2 separate regions of the Homo sapiens genome follow, and region 2 is linked to region 1. The links are chromatin contacts, found by Hi-C in ENCODE. All regions are on one chromosome and are shown on one strand. The core of a region is the stretch at or near the end of the contact, and the rest is flanking DNA. Distances in the headings are between cores, read along the strand shown. Region 1 holds the start of ZBTB7C (zinc finger and BTB domain containing 7C). Region 2 overlaps ZBTB7C (zinc finger and BTB domain containing 7C).

Region 1 (7,772 bases), core at 2,504-5,003:
ACTAAACGCAATATGCAATCCTGAATTGAATCCTGCCTAGAATTTACTTATTTTTTCATTTTTGCTATTGGTGAGACAGTTGGTGAAATCTAAATATAGTTCAGACTAGATAATAGTGTTGTATCTATGGTTAGATCTGGATTTTGATTATTATATAAGAACGTCCTCATTGTTAAAAAACATTCACTGAAGAATTTATCAGTAAAGGAACATCATATCTTCAGCCTATGCTCAAACAGTTTAGAAAAAAAGAATATGTATATACAAAGAAACAGCAGGGTAAAGCAAACATGGGCAAATGTTGGCACATGGAGATTCTGGGTGAAGATATATGACAATTCTTTATATTATCTTTGTAACTTTTCTGTAAATCTGAAATTATTTCAAAATAAAAATTAAAAAACGAACTAAGAAAAAATAAAAAATATCATGCAAACTTAGGGACTGAGTCCAGTGCTACCTTTTCCAGGAAGGCACTTCACCCAGTCTGCCTTATGGTAGGTAATACACACCATGATTTCCTTGAATTTCTCTTCTGCTCTGATTTATTCAAAGCCTCTTCCCTCTTTCTCCTCTAGAGGCAGCATCGCAGGGGAGGATGCTCGTGAACTTCTGAACTCACGAACCTGGATCCAAATGCTGCCCCTGACACTACCCAGCGGTGGCAACATGGCCATTACCACCACTATTGATATCAGATTTTTCATCTATAAAACGGTTACAACAAAATATATTGCATACAGTTGTCATGAGAAACATATAGCAATGGAAACCGTAAGTTCTAATCTAGAAAGAGCTCTGTAAATGTTAATTCCCCTCTTTTTTCTTGAATCAGTCTTTCAACATCCTCGGGAAATAGGTAAAAATTTGATCCCAATTCTCAGATAATTTATTTAGAGTTTATCACCATAACTAATATTGACAATTTACAATGTGCTCTACAGTGCTTAATACACAGTAACCCCTTAATGAATGTTGTTCATGGGGCAACACTTGCCCTCGCCTTTTCTCACCCGACCATTCCAGCATCTCTATGGAGTAGAAAGGGACCTACTATTATCTCCCTTTTTACAGATTTGGAAATGGAGGCTTTAGAGAGTTGAATGACATGCTTTTTTTCTAGGATACATGGCTGATAACTGTTAAAGTTTGGCAGTAAATTCTATTAATTATTGCAAAGCAACGTTTACCATTGCACTTACATCCAAACTAGTACGTTGCAAATAAATCTTACAGCACTCACTGGATCTCCATGCTTACGCTATTCCATGAGCTAAAGCTATAGAACATCTACTTTGAGCCAGAGAAGAGAGGAGAAACTTTCTGATTTAGAGCCACATTTATATTAGAGTCTATTTACTATTTACTAGACTCTTTACTATTAGAGTCTAATTTACTGCCCACATCCCTCTTTTCTCAACCTAAATGCCCTTTTTATGGCTGTAGCTGCCCTCACCCCCAGAACTACATTTCTATTTCCTGCAGGTGTCTGGGCATTTGCAGGGCTGGGATCCTCTAGGTGCTCTCTAAATGCATCCGCATGCTTGGCATGAGGCGCAGCCAGACTTATGGCTTAGAAGCGGGGCCATATCAGCTGGGTCAGCAGCATTCCAAGTAACTGAAAACCCTTTAATGAAGGGAAGCAAGACAGGCAACTTAATTTAACAGAGAGACAAACCTAATATGAGAGGGCAGTGGCTGCCACAGCTGCTGAAAGCGAGATATATTATTTTGCCATTCTGGAAGCTTTAGCAACTTGGAAATCTGACATCCTGAGCCTGAACATACCTTAGGTTCCACGATAGACTATCCTAGATTTACATGTGCATTTGAATAGTTTGGATAAGATGGCTGTCCAAACTGTTCATTTGGTGAAATTTACTTAGTAGGAAAAACCAGATCTCTTTGGCAAATTAAACGTGACATAATTGTACCCAAACCCTACGTTTCAGATCCCTCTATTCATATCTAGTTTTCCACTCTTACATCCTATTCCAGAGCCCGTTTTCCCTTGTTTTCACTACTCCCAACGTACTATCTTGCAATGTGCGTTTATTACACGAATGAATGAAATGGTTTAAAAAAAAATCCCAATAAGTGATATTAGGAAGAGGCACCAAAGGTTCACAAACTTATTTTTGTGAATTCTGTAAAAAATGTCATCCAGTGTCTTCAGCATTAAAGGACACAGCAGCAGCCCCACTGCCCTTTTATTAATCCGTAGCCAGAATGGGCACTAGGCGGCCGGGATTCGCCATCTCGCCTCTCCTGGGCGCCAGGTGCGCCTCAGATAAGCGCAGCCGGGTAGGAGTTTGAGGACGACAAACTTTCCCGCTTCTGAGGGAGGAGCCCCGGAGAGGACCCGCTGACGTGCGAGGGTGCTGCCTCCGATGTACTACCAAGGAGGGCGAGGGTTCCTATGTCTGTCTGGAGCGCAGAGGGGTGGACTGCAAAAAGGTAGGAGGCAAAGCCAGCTCGAGTTTCCCCGGCCCGTAGCTGGAGGGAACATCTGCCCAAGTGTCGCCTCGCCCGAGAACGCTCACGCCCTCTCCAGGGCCAGGACCCTTCCTCCTCCCCTCGCACTGGCCCTTCGTGGCTTCCAGCACCGCTGAGCACTCGGCGTCCCAGCGAGATTCTCCTGCCCCGACAGACTCCGAGGGGGCGGGGCCCGGCGGGACGGGGCGGGGACAAGCCCTCCCCGGGCCCGCCCGTTGGCATTGTTGCGCGGTGATTGGACGCTTCGGAAGGCCGCCTTCCAGGCCGACCCGGGGAGTGACGGGCGGCCAGCGGCTGCTCCCCGGCGTGTGGGGTGCGGAGTGCGGGGCCCAAGGCTCCAGAGGGGTGGGGACTCCGGGCCGCAGCGCCGCCGAGCGCGATTGCCCGCTGAGATTCGGCGCCCCGGGGTGCGGCAAGCTTGCGGTTTCAGGTGCTGGCTAGGCGTCTTGGTGCGCTCGCTGGAGTGCCGAGAGCATTTGGGAAACTTAACTTCTCGCCCCCACTCCTTGCTCCCGACTTTCGGGTAGAAAAGCAGTTGCCGAGTTGTTTTATTTCCTCCCCCATCGGACTCTGTAAAAATAGCCGTGCGCCGGGGCGGCAGAGCCCATCTCTGCCGCACCGCTGCCCCGGGTCGGCAGAGCCCATCTCTGCCGCACCGCTGCCCCGGGTCGGGTGTGGACCTAAAAATACCCGGCGGTCCCAAGCCTGCGCTGGGGGTGCGGGCGGGTCCGGCCGGGCCGCAGAGGGCGTCAGGAGACCGGAGAAACGGCGGCCGCCTGGCCCCCTCGCCTCTGCCGGGGCTGTCCCTTTAAATCCTGGAGGAGGCAGAGAGAAAAAAGGAAAGAAAGAGAAAAGACGCGGAGCCCCGAGCGGTTGGTGGCGGTGCCCGGCCCCCCCACTCCGCCTCCGCGTCGGGTCCTGACTCCCGCCCGCAGCCTCCGCCAGTCCCGGGCGCCCCCCGCCGCGCCGCCCACTCGCCACAGTTACTGTCAAAATAGAAATTAGCGGAGCCGGGCGGGGGCTGCGGCGCAGCAAGTGCATGTGCCGCGCGGCGGGGAGGGGGCGGGCGCGAGCGACAGGCGACCGCACACATCCGGGCCCTTTAGCCCTGTGCGCCCCCCGAGCCGGCGGCGCGGGCGCGGGGCGCGGGGCGCGGGGCTGACAGCCGCGGCGCGGGAGGCGGGGCGCGGGGAGGGCGGAGGCGCGGCGCGGGGAGGGAGGAGCTGCCCGCTCGCCCGCTGCCGCCGCTCAGCTCCATACCCGCCGGCGCAGCCCCGCCACGAGACTCTGACAGCGGCGCGGCCGGCGAGGCTCGGGCGCGCAGGGACCGGCGGACACCGGCGGCGAAGGAGGACGCCAGGACTGCGTCCCGGAGCCAAGTGCGGGAGGCGCGCAGGGCCGGCGGCGCGCGGAGGTGAGCGGCTTCGCGCGCCGGGCTCGGGCGCCGGCTGCCGGGGTCGCGATCTCCACAGCACCTCGGCAGCCGAGGCAGTTCGGGAGGTCGCGGGGCGGCGGGCGGGTGGCTTTGCTTGGGCTGCGCCGGAAAGCGATTGCGGGGGCCGTTGCTAGGAGGCCGGCGGTCCGCGCGCCTTGGGGCGCCGGCTGGAGCAGGGGCGCCCTCCGCGCGGTGGGCAGGAGGCGGGGGGCTGCGGTGGCTATTCAGGGGCTCCGTGCGGCAGCCATGCAACGGAGGAGGCGGGAGGAGGGAGGGAGGGAAGGAGGGAGGGGAGAGCCAGCGGAGAGCGAGCCAGCGAGCGGGCGCCGCGCCTCCTGGCTGGCACCGCGGCCCGGAGCGAAGTGGCGCGCGGGGCTGGAAAGGAACTTCTGCGGGCGCGTGCGGCCCGGGGCTCGGCGGCGCCTGCGGGCCCGAGCGGGGCGGGCCCGTCGGCAGCCACAGGTGGTTTCTGCCAAAAGTTTTACCGCACTTCTGCCTGGAAGGCGCGGGAGCGTTTTGGTGAGTGACGTTTTCCTGGGACTTTTGCAGTCTCACTTCGCGCTGTCTTTTCTTGAAAATTGGAAAATGAGCTGGAAAGGCTGGGATCCAGCACCTCTCGATGAGATCTGAGCAGAGTACAGTCCTTGCCCGAGGTGTCGCTCATGCAGGACTCAAAGATCCTTGCTGCTGTCAAGTCGGGAAGCTGGGGGAAATGGGCGCACGCACACAGTTCCTCCAAGCCTCGGACAAGTGAAGCCGAGCCTGGCCCGGTGCCTGTCGCCGCGCGGGGTAGTGCGAGGTCTGTTCCCAGCGACACGCACGGGAACTGCGTGCGTCTTCTCTCAAGGTGTGTACGTCTCTTGCTCCGTTGAAAGCGAATTGTCTCTGGCCGCTGTGCTGCTTTGTTTTTCCGGTTGCTTGTCTGGTTTTACTAGGATGAAGGCCAGGAGGAGCCAAAGAAAAGCGAAGCGGCAGCTCCCGTTATCTTTGCAATCTGCAAAGCTGTGGAGGCTGGTACCCAACCTTCCGCGGCGCGGGCGCAAGGCCGAGGGGAGCTGGGGGTGGGTGGCGTGCGCTGCCTGTATGGGAAGTCTCGCTGGACCATGCGCAAGGCTAGAGCCGGAGTTTCTGGTGCTTCTAGGACAGAAAGAGGAGTGGGAGTGGGAAGGGAAGACCCCTTAAAAGAAGATATACTGTGCCCAGACCTGGGAGAGAGGCTCCGAGAAGTCCGGTGGCTTGGCCCTGTTCTTCATTGGCGGGGTTGAGGAATCCAGGGCAGCGAGGTAGAAACACCTCGGTAGGTCGTCCTGGGCTGAAAGAAATCATTATTCCCAGAGCGGGCCAGATACCCGGGTGTTGAAACTAGGTACAAAACTGCGTGAGAGGTGGAAACTCTCAGTCCTTCATTCTCCTTGGTCCGGTGGCTCCCGCTCCCTGCCCCCACAAGTACATGAGCAAAAAGCATGCCCTTTGCTTTATAGAAGGTCATAGGATTTTGAAGTTGAAAGAGACCCTAGAGATATTAGGAGCACTCATTTTACAGATGAGCAAACTCAGGCCCAAGGAAGGAAAGTGACCTGCTACAGTGGCTAGAGGCCCAGTGAGACTAGAAATGACATCAGCCTTCCAGGCAAGGGTGGAGAGACTTCCCTGGGCAAGGCCTGGTAGGGCTTGAGATCAGAAATGCCACCCCCACACCCCAAGCCCATCATGGCCTCTTTATCTGGTACTTTCTAAATCCATGCTTGCCAGCGAATGTGGTATATTTCCCGTCCCGTGCCCTTGGCTTAAAAAAACCAGGACTGTCACTGCAAAGTCCAGTCTGACACTATCCCAACTTTTCCTGCTCCCTCATTATCCCAAATTCCTCAAACTCCTTTTGTAACACAATGCAGCTTGATTAGCCAAGAAGAATTTGCAGCTTTTTTTCACTGAAGCACCCACTTTCCATAGGATGCCAGAACTCTGTTTTCCTGGTAATTAGATTTTACAGATATTTTTGAAAGGGAGCCCAATTTTGGATCAATTACACTTGGACACAAATGCTGTGCTGTTGTGGATACCAAATGAGAAAGATGAGCAATTATCTGGGGGTGTTGGAATAAATGTTGTTATGAGTATTTGACACAGCCATTAAACATCAATGAGTGGGTTTTCAGTAAATGTTTTTTACTCTGTATTTTATTGAGCAAACAAAGTGTCTAAATTAAAAAAGAACTACGAGTTGGCCACTTTGATTTTAGCCACTTATTTTGTACCAGTGTGTATGAGCAGGAAGGAATTGAATGATAACCAGAGTGATTGTTATGTGAACTTTTTCCTCCAAAACCATAATACTCTAGGGCGATGCTAGATTTCAGTCTATAATGTCATATACAGTCCAGCAGAATTTTATGAAAATAAGCTGGATGCAATGTGTGTCAATCTGTATTAGTCAGAAATGACTTGCAAGAGAGAATATTTTGTAAGTTTGATTGCTTTCAAGGACACAGAGTATCAAGAATTCAAGGCTAGTGCAGAGTTGCCGGGTATAATTCTTCTGCTTTCATGAACAGATAGAAATCAGTGCCCCCTTACTCCACATCTCCTGTGTTTAGGGGTCCTACAGAAGAAGTCAATGTCTGATATTCTGATAATAATACAGTGTTACGATGCCTTTCACTTTTTTTGCATGCTAATCTCATCAGCATTCCCACAAGATAGATAGTTCAGCTATTTGTTCATATTACAGAGGGAGAAACTGAGGCAGAGAGACGGGGAGAGTATTATTCCTATAACTTTTCCCACTGAATTAACATTCTCAGCACGCAACTTGGGCTTCCTGGGCTGACCAGGGTATAAGAGACCCCCTAGTAATATTACCGGCCTCTCACCCCTCTCCAGCAGGGGCGGTGTGAAGGGGGTATGAAGGAGTGGTGGGGTTGTAGTTACAGTTCACTGGAGGCTGTCACCAGGGCATTTTTGTTCCCTGCCCCCACCGAGGGTGGGCAGTTGTCCTCCCTCTCATAGCAGGCTGTGGGAACTTGGGCGCGGAAGGACCAGCTGGCTGAGGCTGGGGCGGGGGTGTGGGATCTGTGCCTGTGTAGGGCTGAAGGAGTCCAGGCTATTTATAACCCATCCTCCCCTCCTGGGAAGAAGAGACTCAAGGGTCTGGAACCATCTATAGCAGTGACTTCTCCCCAGGATGACTGTGTCCCACTGGAAGAAAACCTATCAATGAACCACACAGAGGGTACTGGAGTGAACCCCAGCCTGTGTGCGGCATCCTACAGGGAGGGTACCGGAGTGAACCCCGGCCTGTGTGCAGCATCCTACAGGGAGGGTACAGGAGTGAACCCCGGCCTGTGTGCAGCATCCTGCAGGGAGGGTACCGGAGTGAACCCCAGCCTGTGTGCAGCATCCTGCAGGGAGGGTACAGGAGTGAACCCCGGCCTGTGTGCAGCATCCTGCAGGGAGGGTACCGGAGTGAACCCCGGCCTGTGTGCAGCATCCTGCAGGGAGGGTACCGGAGTGAACCCCAGCCTGTGTGCAGCATCCTGCAGGGCTTCTTGGAGTGCCAGCTGCCCTAGGGGAATTTAGGACACAAGGATTTTCCACACTTTTATCTTATCCAAAAGGCTGAGAAACGATGGGTTACAAGGATTTTCTAGAGCCACCGTGTGTACTTTTTGTCAGATACTACTCTCCCATTTGCACAAAGTGAGGTACACCCCAGAAATCTCACAGGACAGAACTCAAGAACTCATTAACGTGAGGGTAGTTGGCTTTTCTAAATAATGACAACAATGATTCTTATGCAGGAGATTTTGAAAGTGGCAAATTAGATGTGGTTCCCTCTGAC
Region 2 (7,772 bases), core at 3,527-6,026, 58 kb after region 1:
GGGATGCCAGGGGCTTTAGCCTGGGCAGACTGTGAAAAGGTGTGGGGACCTGGAGGAGGGCCTTCCTGTTGCCAAGTTCCTGAACACTGCCCTGCTTTGTGTTGGAAAAGCCCGTAGCACAGTTGGGGTGAATTGCTTGGTTGGGAGACAGGGACACTGTTAAACTCTACTTGGTTGCTGAATAATGTAACCACCCAGCTAGCAGGGCCCAGGGAAGGCTTGTTGAACAGGAGAGCCCTTTGGAGGAGCGCTGAAGCATCCTGGCTGCTCTGCGCTGTTGGCTGGCAACCTTGGCATGATAGCACTTCAGGCTGCATGGAGGCTTTCTGAGCGAGTTCACTTGGAGATGCCTGAGAAATACCTGGGGATGGGGTCTCTGTAACAGTCCGACAAGATGATGCCTGCCCCTTCCCTAGCTGGAAAACCCTGTTGAATAAACCCAGAAAGGATGTTGAGGATCCTATAACTCAGTGGGTCTCAAGCCTCATGCGCATCGGAGTTGCCTGGTGGGCTTGCCAAAACAGGTGCTGGGCCCCACCACCAGAGCATCTGATTCAAGACTTCTGGGGTGGGGCCCCAGAATGTGCATTTCTAGCAAGTTGCCTGTTGCTGCTGTGGATGCTGGCCCAGGAAAAGTTCACAGTAGAAAGCCAACGTGAACTTCTCAGCCCGCTCACCTGGGGTGTGAGGTCTTAGGACTCAGTCACTGCCCTCAGGGCATTTGTGCTCTGATTGGGGACCTACCCCCACCCACTCAGATCAAGAGAATGTGAAGCAGGGAGTGTCCAGTGCCTGAAGTGAGCTGCAGGTTCTAGGCAACAAAGAAATTGAGAAGAGGAAGGTTGCAGGGGTGCACGGGAGACTTCCTGAAGTGGAGGCTATGGATGAGGCAGCACATGGATTGCCATGCTGTGCACTGCACACACACAGCCTGGCATGAGCACGGCACCCACTGGAGTTGTGCAGTGCAGTGGTGCTGGTAAAGGAGCATGCTCAGGCCTGGGCTAGTGTGCAGGCTGGGAAGCCCCGAGCAGGTCTGCAGGATAGTGCGGAAGCGAATGGCTAAGTGGGGTTCCTAGGAGGGGCAGGAAGGAGAGCAGGCTTTATGGGAGCCAGAACGTGGAAGGTCTGGAGTGCTCGGGTGAGGAGTTCAGACTTTATTCCGTGGCGAACTGGGAACAAATCAACAGCAGTTTGGCTCCGCTAAGCAGACATCTGGAAATTGACTCTTTTAAATTTTGAAAAACAGATTTCCAGTAGTAGCTCATGGCTGGTCCGTGTGACATTGTTGTATCTCAGAGATCTCTCTGTTCCCCCATTACTGCCCTCCAGCCTCACTGGATTTCTTCCCCCACAGTCCTTGAAATTTCACAATGAAAGATTATTTCCTTTTGTTCAAAATACCGCCCTCTCCAAGAGGCTCATGTTATAAACCAGAGATGCCCAAGAAGGAAAGTAACTAACCTGAATGCACTGTGCTAGCTCACTGCAGGGGGGATTGGCATGGCTCTCTTCTCCAGGGCCCAGTAGGCTTTGATGAAGCTGCAGGCAGAGCAGGGAAGGGATGTCTGGCAGAGGTGGAGTACCACCATGTAGGGTCAGAGAGGAAGCAGGAAGTCAGAGTTGGTTCAGGGAAAGCCCTCCTCTGAGGTTTGGGCAACAAGAATGTTCTAGGGTGGTGTGAGGCCAGGAGGCCTGGAGCTGAGGGGCGTAGGAGGGCATTGGCGTGCTTGGTGGACTCCCAATGGCACAGCTCCGTTTATTCAGTCCCCTCTGTCTCCCTTCCTCTGCTGCAGATGTTGACTCAAGTATACCAGTGTGCTTGGACCAGCCCTGACACACCAGCCCTTTCCTCCCTGCCTAACTGGCTGCAGGGACTGGAATTGCTGTTGGATTTGCTGCCAGGAAGCAAGAAATATCCATGTCTCTCAAGTCAAGTTCCTGAGTCTAGTAGATGGATATGTTCTGAAAACCACATGAATAGAGAAGCTCTATTCATGTGGTATAAAGCTGGGATGTTACCTTGATGCCCCTTAAGGCATATTTGGGGATGGTGATGTGAAAAGTACATCTGGGGTGTGTCCTTTTACCAGGTGATTAATTACCTCCCTATTTTCCTGTTTCCAAGTCAAGTTTGTCCATATTGGATGGTCTGTGAGAACGATGTTCGTGCACGTAAAGACTCCAACAGGAGACTATTGTGAGCAAATTCCTTAATTGTGTTGATGTTGAGATTGATAAGGTCAGCCTAAGAAACCTATTTGTAAAGCTGGACACAGTGGTGTGCACCTGTCATCCCAGCTACTCTGGAGGCTGAGGCAGTAGGGTCCCTTGAGCCCAGGAGTTTGAGGCCAGCCTGGGCAACATAGTGAGACCCCATCTCTTAAACAAACAAACAAACAAAAACCACAAAACGACAAAAACCTGTTTGTTCAGGCCTCAAAGAAAGATGGAGTTTTGTGTGCAGATGTGAATTACAGGTGTATTCCCAAGCAGTGGCACCTGCAAAGGATGCTTTCGTTGAATGAGGATCTGAGAAACTGGAGGCCGATTTCTGCTACCAATTGAGTGTATTTTGTTCCACATAATTCATTGAAGTAAGGAAAATATGGCAACCTAAGGAGGTGATTTAGAGTAGAGGTAAAGTCTCTATCTCCCTCTCCTTCCCACCCTGCTGCAATGGAAAATGCAGGATGGCCCTTTGGACCCCCCTCCTGGGCCTCAGTCTTGGTGCTACCACTTCCACGCTGTGTGAGGATGGTGGGCAGCTCCTGCAGCCTTTCAGCTCCTCATCTGTGTGAGTATCAACCACGAGGTTATCATGAGAAACGTGTGGAGTGCCTGGAACCTAGCGTGTGCCATTGCAACCAGGCCAGCCCCATCCGGCTTTTCATGCTGTCACAAAGGATTGCCCCCGCCACCCCCAGAAAGGCCCTGAGAACCTTTTTCTGGAAATGCTTAGATCAGGGTCATTAAGAGGTTTTAACATCAGATGGGATTGGAGAATACTGGGGGACAGGGACTCTTCCTTAGCCCCACAATGGATAAGAGGCTGAGCCCAGGCTGCAGCCTGGTTTCTTGTCCTCAGATAAAAACTCTGACCACAAACTCCCCCAAACAGTGCCATGACAAGGAGACCAGGGAAGCTCATTTGTCAATCAGCAAATCCACGGATGGATTGAAGAAGGAGGAGGAATCAACAAATCCATAGAAAGACTGAAGAATAAGGAGGGTTTTCTGTACAGCCAGAGCTTGTGATTTTAGACAATGGAGGGTACATCTTGGTGTGGTAAATAGAATACTCTATTTGCAGCAGAAGACCTGGACATAGCTGTCACCTCAGCCCCTTGTTATTGGTGTGATTCTGGGCTGGAACTATCTGTTCCTCAGTTTTCACATCTGTAAATTGAGTATACATATCCATACCTATCTCCCAGAGTTGTTTTGAGGGTTAGGAGGTTACTGGATAGGAAAGCCCTATACAGGCTGCAAGACACTCTGAAAAAGCAAATGATGATTGTTACAACAGTTTCTATTTCTATATTGCTTTTAGGCTTCTAGAGAATTTTCTCATCTCCTTTCTGATTTAATGTAGAGCAGTAGTTGTGCAAGGCAGGCAGGGCAGATGATGATTCTCATATTCAGATATCTAAGGTTGATGGCCTGCCCAGGGCTACCACTGGTGCAGAAGTGGGGGACTAGGGGTGGAGTAACTTGGGTCCCAGCCCTCCCAACACAGTGAACACTGTGCTTTCCACAGAGCTACCCCCTGCGCCTTTCAGCTCACCTCCAACCTTGACATCATTTGCTCACCTGCTTGCACATCTCTTCTGTCCTGAACTTAGCCCAGTTCTGCTCTTCTGAGGGTTTTGTTCATGTGTAAAGTTGGGATCTTACCTTGATGCCCTTGAGGCATACTTTCATCTTCTGGACCCAGTGCCCCCAGGCTGCCCATGGACTGCCCACCCCAGTGCCTCCTCCAGCCTGCTCACCCTGGTCAGCATCCTGGGCCCTAGATTAATCCTTCCCCTGAGCCCCATCCCTGGCTGGCCAAGCAGATGAAGAGGACCACAGGGTGAGACTGTGCCTCCTCTTGGGGATGGGAACTTTCTGGAGGTGATGCTTTGCTAAAAGAGTGGATTCTAACAGTGGGCCTTTGGGGCCTGGGTGGCATTTTAGGACAAGAAGCCCTGTTGGAATACTGCGGATGCCCCCAGGGCCTGGCCCAGTGGTTAGCAGCCAGCAGGGCTGTGAGCACTTGGATAAGCTGGCAGGTGACACTGGCAAGGCAGGTAGTCACTCTGTTCCCTGAGCTCAGGTTCCTCTGCCTTCCAAACACGTGCCAAGAGCTTAGTGGGCATCCAGCATGGTACCATGTGCTGCCCCCAGAGTGCTCACAGTCAAGTGGCTGCCATGCCAGGTGACAGGCAAGTCTTCAGAGTCAAAGGTGCGAGGATGGGGTAAAGTACAAGTGCTCTAGGAACATGTTGTGTAAAGGCACCTGCGAGTCCTGGCCTGTAGGGTCAGGGAAGGCTTCCTGGAAGAGGGGACCCTTGAGCTGACCATGGGAGACCAGGCCAAGGCTAAATGGAGGTGAGGAAGGGGGCTGGGCAGAGGGTGGGGTATCTCTAGTTCCTGTCATCAGGGCTCTCAGGTTCACCTGCTGGGACTTAGCACTCCCCTCTGTCTGCTCCAGCCCCCTCCATGCTCTGTCAGAGGGAAATCTCCCCGAGGGTAGGATTCTGAGCTTGGCTTGCTGCCAAGGAGGGGCCAACAGTGCTGGTTGGTGAGGGAACGAGCACTCTTTGGGTTCCGTAGGCCTGGCTCTGGCTGCTGTGAAATCTTAATCAGTCACTGCTGTCAAAGGCTTCCTGTCTTCCTGAATAAGTGATTTAACTTATCTTTTAGATTGCAGTTGACTTCAGCACATAAAAGGCTCCTTCAAGTTGAAGCAACATCTCCACCAGGAATGGATTAAGAGCAGGAAAACGGCGTTTTTCTTAACACGGTGCAGCTGGGCCATTGGAAACCCAAATGCATTTGTTATCTCCTCTTGTAGCACATCCATGGCGAGAGGCCCTCCTTTTAGACAGTGGTGGTATACTTTCCCCACTGGGGAAACCAGTTGGCTTGCAAGCCTGTAGAAAGTCCGTGAGGGAGGAGAAGTTTGCTGGTTGAGACACCCAAAGCCACGGGTCTTTTAACACCTTTGAACTTGGGCCCTCCTTTGCTGGCTGCCGGCTTTGTCCTCCTCTCCACTCCTGCCCCGTCACCAACAAGAGTCCAGGGGATTTTGAGTGGCAGCAATCCTCAAGGGCTTCCTGGGTTCATCCCTGGAATAAACACGGGGGCAGCAGGGAGGGGTAAAGAAGAGGTGTGAGCCGTGGCTTCTCTGTCAAAAAGGGCTTCCATCTCGCACTCACACATGGCTTGGGGTGGGGAGTGTGTGTGTACATTAGTTCAGCTCTGTGAAGGGCCATTCAGCAGTAGCTGGGGAATTTTAATGCAGATGTCCTTTGGCCCATGAGTTCCACTTATATGAATTTATTCTACAGACATCCAGGCACATACAGGAAATGGTATACATACGAGATTGTTCACTGCAGTGTTGTATGTAAGACCAAAAGATTATAAACAACTTAAGAGTCCATCAGCAGGAGACTAGATTAATCAACTATAGTGCATCCACAGACTGGAAGGGTATGCAGCCATTAAAGAGAACAAGGATGCTTTTATATACGGATCCAGGACAATCTCAAGGGTGTTATGATAAAAACAAGTTGCAGAACAGTATTATGGTACTGTACCATGGGTGTAAAAATTATACATACTGCTATTGCTTTAGGCATAAAACCTCTTGGGATAGAAACACAAGGAAATGTTAACAGGGAGGGGAACTGGGTGGTGGGCGACAGGGGTGGAAGGGCACCTTTTCAATCTATAGCCTTTTATGCCATTTGGGTTTTGAACAATGTGAATGTATTTGTTATTTGTGGTTGGCAGGAAATGGCCTCTCCAAAATGTCCACACTCAAATCCCCAGAACCTGTGAGTATGTTGCCTTATGTGACACAGGGGCTTTGCAGATGGGATTAAGGTTATAGATACTGAGATGGGGAAATTATCCTGGTTTATCCAGATGTGCTCAATCTAGTCGCATAAGCCCTTAAAAGCAGGAACCTTGCCTGGCCGTGGTCAGAGAGGGAGACGTAACTACGGAAGAACCTTCAGAGAGATGCTATGCTTCTAGCTTTGACGATGGAGGAAGGTGCACCAGCCAAGGAATGCAGGCAGCCCCTGGAGGCTTGAAAAGGCAAGGAGATGTTCCTCCCTAGAGCCTCCAGGAAGGAATACAGCTAAGCTGACACCTTGATTTTAGCCCAGTGAGACCCTTGTCAGACTTCAACCTCCAGAACTGTAAGATAATGAATTCATGTTGTGTAAACCACTAAGGGTGTGGCCATTTGTTACAGCAGTAATAGAAAGCTAATATTCCACTCAAAACAATAAACAAAGAAAACAGTTTTTAAGAGTCCCAGTCTAGTTAGAGTGGGACTCAGCACATGCACTGAGGAAACGCACTCATTTCAGTGTAGTGCCGTGCAGTGCAGCAGACTGTCAATGCTGTGGGACATAGCCCTGTTTATGAAGGGCAGGTGGCATTCCCATTACAGGCCAGGCACTGTGCTAGGTGCAGGGGCCACAAAATGAAGAAAATGTAGTCCCCATCCTGGGCTGAGTTTTGCAGTCTCTCTCCCCCTCCCTTTAAAACTGCCCTCCAGGATGCCAGTACTGTGTACCCCCACTGCATGGCCTCTGTTAAATGTGGAATTTCTAGGCCCTTTGCCATCTTGGGCCCTAATGGACCAGACTTTAGCTCATTCCCCTGCGTGTGGCTGGCCAACTAGTCTGAGTGGTGGTAGGGCTGGAGGATCTACCACCTCTGGAAAAGCTTGATTCTACTTTAAACTTTCCTCCTCCAGCGTTTAGCATGGACATCATTCATTTCAGCATCACTCCAAGATTGGGTGACTCAGGGTCTCTGCCTTTGGAGCTGTGTGCCCAGCCTCCTCTCACAAGACCACACGCCCCCTTATGTAGGGATCTGCTTTATTCATTTGTCAATGTGTCATCTCAACAGGACAGAACATATTATAGGGACTCCCTAAAACACATATGCAGCCTCTATAGTTTGCATCTGGTGGTGCTAGGTGGGCATTAGGCAATATGCAAGAAACTAATCAAAAAAAGATGCAGACTTGAACTTGGTCTTCTTGATGTAAAGAGAAAATTTATCATTGCTCTTCTCTGACATTTCTTTCATCCATGCCCATTTCATATTGGAAAATATACTGAGGGGAAAAATGTTTTCCTCCTTTAGTCCTCCCTCCCCTGATGGGTATGGCCAGGATGCTGTGACCTTTCAATTTGAAGGAGCCACTGAGCAAGCTGCTAATAGGTCCTGCCAGCCACCAGCCAGCCAGCACCATGCCTAGGGCTGCATTAAAGCCCCCTTGACCCTGTGGCCCCTACTGTGCTCTTCTGCCACCTCCTTGCCCCTCCCCCAGCTTCCATGCCTCCCATCTGTCCCTCAGGGCTTTTTCCCTTGGCCAGATGCATGTGTGTGTGTGAGAGCAGAGGGGCAGCAGGCACAGCCAGGTGATGCATGTCCACTCAGGAACTCTTGGAAACCGGCCCTCCCCAGGGGAATGACCTCACTGGCACTCTTAGCCTCTATGGCAGATCAGGAGCTGTGTTTTTTGTTTGTTTGTT

Evidence for each region. Hi-C counts contacts between places; a loop is a spot of excess contacts on that map. Pooled maps may share reads with other maps.
Region 2: a map of posterior vena cava shows a loop between it and region 1 (10-fold over the local background). The contact joins the enhancer-like site here to the promoter of ZBTB7C in region 1. A Hi-C loop is called at or near these places in 14 of 168 maps with a recorded cell type or tissue (Right ventricle myocardium inferior, adrenal gland, aorta and 7 more) and 9 of 50 pooled maps.

What each region holds. Positions count from the first base shown.
Region 1 is chr18:48,405,364-48,413,135 of GRCh38, reverse strand. ZBTB7C (zinc finger and BTB domain containing 7C) reads left to right here and starts at 3,753. Exons shown (of 5, transcript NM_001318841.2): 1 at 3,753-3,910. RefSeq lists a silencer at 2,585-2,964 and enhancers at 4,235-4,852, 4,853-5,472.
Region 2 is chr18:48,348,820-48,356,591 of GRCh38, reverse strand. The region is part of intron 1 of ZBTB7C (zinc finger and BTB domain containing 7C); the gene reads left to right. LOC124904352 (a long non-coding RNA gene) reads right to left here. Exons shown (of 3, transcript XR_007066457.1): 3 at 1,138-5,333. Among named protein-coding and RNA genes, the nearest start is that of ZBTB7C, 57 kb to the left of the region's middle. Within about 2 kb of position 4,776, at least 2 of the 41 ENCODE cell types and tissues checked have a DNase peak (open chromatin) inside an H3K27ac peak, as active enhancers do.